2 separate regions of the Mus musculus genome follow, and region 1 is linked to region 2. The links are chromatin loops, found by intact Hi-C in ENCODE. Cell type or tissue: heart. All regions are shown on one strand.

What was found. A loop is a pair of places that touch in the nucleus more often than their neighbours do. Peaks named below come from ENCODE experiments on the same cell type or tissue, not always from the same donor. Only the 100,000 strongest peaks of a DNase experiment are listed, where the experiment ranks them.
Region 1: it touches region 2 in a loop (2.1-fold over the local background); 4 of 42 quality-filtered maps call a loop at or near these places.

The regions. Positions count from the first base shown.
Region 1 is chr16:24,182,390-24,184,889 of GRCm38, reverse strand. No RefSeq gene overlaps it. Among named protein-coding and RNA genes, the nearest start is that of Gm32126, 24 kb to the right of the region's middle. In heart, no CTCF peak of the experiment used is centred here; a DNase peak (open chromatin) is centred at 1,389.
Region 2 is chr16:24,237,337-24,239,836 of GRCm38, reverse strand. All of the region lies in intron 1 of Gm31814 (a long non-coding RNA gene), which reads left to right. Among named protein-coding and RNA genes, the nearest start is that of Gm31814, 25 kb to the left of the region's middle. In heart, no CTCF peak of the experiment used is centred here; a DNase peak (open chromatin) is centred at 1,506; H3K27ac peaks cover 703 bases.

The sequences.
Region 1 (2,500 bases), 55 kb after region 2:
TGATGAAAGCAAACCAGACCAGCCTGCGGAGGCAGTTTGCATGCCTTCCTGATGTTCCTTTGCACTGAAGGTCCAGAGAGTGAGTGTTGTGGCAGATTCAAGCATTGGAATGTCAGGAGGAAGAATCACTATGAGCCAGGGTGAATCCAGAAATGTTTTTGTTTTTGTTTTTTTTTTCCAGGAGAAAGCATTTTGTAATGTGTTGAGGTGTAAACCCAGGGCAATACTCCAGAGGCTTAAATGCATGTTGTGGGGGTTCAAACAACCCCTAAAGGCTGAAGCAGTACAAATAATGTCAGGAGGACATTTCAAAGCCACCATTGTAAATGAATGCAAGGAGACTCCAAATGAATGGCTGCAGTTTTAACTGTTGGGTGTTTAGGAGTTGCCGAGCGTCTGTGAATGGACAAGTCATCTGAGAACAATAGTATTATAGAAAGCTTTTTATTTAATTAGACATGCAAGATGGATAATAAAAAAAAGATCACAGGGGCTCTGAGCATGGAGTCAGTTGGACTATACTGCTGTCTTTAAAAGTTTTAAATTAACTGATGAATGTGCTTGTGTGTGTGTGTGTGTGTGTGTGTGTGTGTGTGTGTGTGTGTGTGTGTATACGTACATGTGCCTTCCTGCGCTTGTACAGGACAGTGGACAGCTTGTAGGAGTCAGTCCTTTCATGGTGGCAAGTGCCTTTACCTGATGCCACCCCCTATTATACTGCTTTCTGTGTAACCTTTGTTGATATACATCCAGATATAAATATAAATACATATAATCGCCTCTTCTCTACTTTAAAAATCTGTCCCATCTATCCCCCAGTGAAGTGTTGAATATCACTTTCAATGAGAAATGTTAAAGAATTTTAAACTATAAAGCTATAGAACAAACCCAAGAGATAATGAAATAGCCAGGTGGGTGAGAGGAAAGCTGTAGGAGCCCTGGGAATGGGTGGAGGGAAGATTGGTGGAGGCCAAATATCATCTTCCCTTTTCTTTCCCAGTACTTTCCAGTGTCACCTGCCTTCAAGTGGGAGCAATCACCAGTCTGGGGCACACAGAACTGATGATCTAGAGTCAGAGAACCCAAATCCTTAAAGATCTCTAGTAACTTCTTCAAGGGAATAGGAGAAACTAAAAACCTGGCTCTTCAGCTTGGGATGTCAGCAAACATCTGGGCTAGAGTTTTTCAGAGTTGGTAAGCAGTTATGAGAGACAATGACCAGCCAGGCTGCAAAGGCTCTGGCTCAGTGGTGCTGTGGGTAAGTGTGAGTGGCAAGTGTTCTAAGGATGACGGGCAAGGCAGGGCTGGCTCTTATGGAGGAGGAGGGTTAATCCAATCCCAGCAGGTTGGGATCTGAGTTCAGACTAGGTTGGGAGGCTGATAGAGAAGCACCCGGGCCTGCAGCCAGCCCTGGGCTTCAAGTGGAAGCATTTCACAACCTCTTTTCTCCAAGGGTTATGTCCTTGGATTGACAGCCATTGGGGCCATTTAGGGGGAGTGGAAAGTGCATAGACTCAGAGCCAAAGAGCTGCATTCCAGGCCTGGTTCTGTCACTGTCTGCTGGGGTGACCCTTCCTTTCTGGGCTAGTGTTGAAGCAGGCTAGATGATGCCTGGGGCTTCTTTCAGATCCAGACCCCTTTTAGCGTGTGTCTTTTCAGACTGGAATGCAGTGGGATAGTGACTGTGAACTGACTCAGACCCCAGAGTAACAGAGTTCTATGACTGGACTCTAAGCTCTGGCAATGATGGCAACCTAGGAATTTTCAAAAATGTTTGTCTTGGGCAGAGACAACTGTATGTAGGTCAAATGAATAAGAAATCTAGAACTCACCCGAGTTTATGCCTCCCATGCTATGGAGTTCGGTTTACTTGAAGGAGAATTTCCTCAGATTACAAACACTGATCATTTCCATCCATTCTTAGAAAGTAAATATCTGATATGCTCTTCCCCCATCTCCAACCAGACTCTCAGTGATAAATGTACTTTCTCTCTTGAACTTGAACCCTTAAACTTCCTGGTCAAAAAGAACACTAGCTCTGGCTTTTGTGTGTTGGGACATGAGGGTCAAGTTCACTAAATTGACTACTTGGTCCCTTGGGTATCCAAGGAGGCAGAGATGCTCTATAGCAAGTTGCTCTATCTATGCCATCTCTGAAGGGGGACCTCCTCTCCTCCAAGTCCTCCACAGAAGTCACTGTTGTTACTAAATTCCTCTAAGTCAGTGGTTCTCAACCTGTGGGTCGAGACGCCACAGGGGTCGAACATTAGACATTTCCACTGTGATTCATAACAGTAGCAAACTCATAGTTATGAAGTAGAAACAAAAACAATTTTATGGTTGGGGGTCACCATGACATGAGAAACTGCATTAAAAGGTCAAAGCATTGGGAAGGTTGAGAACCACTGCTCTAAGCTTTCATTCCAGCGTCCAGAGAAACCTCTAAATAATGTAAAATGTGTGGGAGTGCCCAAGCCCTTAGATGGGGTGAAGGATCCAG
Region 2 (2,500 bases):
TGGGTTCCAGGGTTTGCAGCCCGCAACAGAGTTGCAAATCTGGACTAGGGGGTCAGAGAGTGGAAGGCAGCTACTGCATTTCTTCTTTCTTTCCATACCACCCTTGCCTTTCCTTTTCCTGTCTTCTTTGCCAATTCTAAGTGTCCTTCCTATATTTTTGTGGTGGTTGTTTTCCATCTGCTGTTCTTGACTTATTTCATCTTTCATTATTTAAATTTAAGTAGGTGATAGCACTTCTCTAAGTTGACTCACGACTCCCACTCTGCTCTGCCTCCTTAACCTTCCCCCGTTCTCTCTCCATGCTGGTCATTCTTGATTTCTTGACATTTTTTTCTTTTTTTGGACATTCCAATGGGTACTGTCTCAGGCCACCTGCATAGTGTTTCTGGTGCTGACTCCCATTGCCCCACATGGCCACACGTCTTCTTTGACTTTCGGGAGCTTGCTTTAACAAACACGTTTTCAAAGGCACCGTCCCTCTACAGGCCGTGTAAAGATGCTGCACACTCCTCTTCTTCTCTCTGCTCTCTGCTGATCTACACACGTGTAACCCTGCAGCTTACTCTCCTCTTGTTCATTGTCTGCACGGTAGGAAACCAGAACATAAGCTTTATGGAGGGCAGGGCTATTTGTCTATTTAGGACAGAGTCTGGCATGATAAATGGAGTAAGAGAGCAGATATGATTCTTTCTAGTGATCGACAAAATATGTACGCGTACTATTTTACTACTAGAAATTAAGTTCATTAAATATTTTATCAGTTCAATCGCCATCACTAACTATACTTGCGATAAAGGTATTAAGTGTTTTATAGATAGCCTCACTGCTCTAGATTCTGTGTCCCCTGTACTGTGTTTGAGGCACCAGATCAGGTCTGGCTTCTTGTAAACAGCTGACAGGCCAGCATTTCTCCTCCGTGTCTCTACTAGTGAAGTAGCTTGCACGCTCCCTGTGGACCTTGTGGAATTATTGGGTTAATTCGATAGCACTTCAACATGGAGTCGACTCCAAGGCAAGTCACCCATGCGTGGTTCACTGTTGCACACCAGTAAAGGACTGGACGAGTGGCTTCCAATGATGATGGAAACATCTAATGGGATAAGAGAGGCAGGTGTTGTGTGCAACTTAGTCTTCACGGGGGGACTGAGCTAAGAAAAGGATCTTAGGCAATGTGAGTGCTATTTGCGAGCGTATCAGGAGGGAACGGGAGCAGAGGCCAGCTATGTCATGGAATATTCCTTGCTTTCTTCCATTCCCCTCAAGCTCCGTGCTGGTGCGTCTCTTGCTGTGTATTATTGACAGAGGAAATGCTGATTCATGGGTCTAAGTTACAGGAAACCTTGTTTCCTGGTGAAGAAACAAGCTTGGTGGAGCTGCCAGCACCCTCCCTGCCAGTTGCTGCCACATGTCCTGCTCTGGGCCTGCACCCAGGCCGTCTGAGGAGGGGCAGGCCCCCTCAAGCTTAGCCAGTGAGATCACTTTCCCTGGCCCAGCTCCTCACCATGCCTCTCTGGGCCTTTCTGCTCTGACCTTACAATACCTTTCCAGCCCATCTCCCTTGCTTCCTGCTTGCTCCACCAGCTGAAGCCACCAATGAGCATGCCCAGCTCTCCCTGGGCACCTTGTATTTCCCACTCTGTGCCATGGCTCCTCATGTTCCCTGCCTGAACTGGCCCCTGAGCCCGTGTTGGCCCACTGAAATCCTACCTCCCCTTGAGCTCTGCACAGCTGTTCTGCTATATGAGGCCCGCTCTGCTTCCTTCTATTTATTACTATTCCTTTTAGTAGGGGTGTTTCCAAATATGTGAGCATTTGCGTACACTTACCAGCTCCAGCAGCTACCTGATTCCTCCTAAGTAGCCCCAGTTACTTTGACGGAGATTTTTGAGCTCCCTTAGCCAACTCTTGTAGTCCTACTTAACTTATGTTTCTTGAGTTGCACACAGAAGAAGGTCAGTCAGTGGCTTTACTCACCATGAAGCCAAACAGACATGGATTGAGCCAGCCAGTATTACAAGACAGTCAGTGGCAAGCTAAGATCTTTTCTTTTTTTCCTGAGAGGCCTCATTGAAAATGGTCATGTAGTTACTGTATCTAAACACAACAGATGTTCAAGTTACATTATTATCACATGTGTATAAAATAAAAAAAATTAATCTGCTAGCCAGCTGATGAATACAGGGACTTCTTAAGCTCGGCACCGAGCAATCAGCACTGGGCAGCCCTTTCTGAGGTCTGCTGTGTTCTGTTATCTGATCTCCTCCTGCTGCAGGAGATGGCTGATTTAGATGAAGAGAAAGCCATCTGATAATAAAGGCCTGTGTGAGTTAACCAAAGTTTAAAACGGTAAGTGTTATAAAATCATGTCTCTTTGGCTGTTACATGGATTAGAAAGCAGACATTCAGTAATGGAGGAATTTAACTACTCTGAAGTTACCTCTAGTTAGACAGATAGGAAGAGAAATGAAGGAAGTTTAATATGTGCACTTGGACTTTGGAA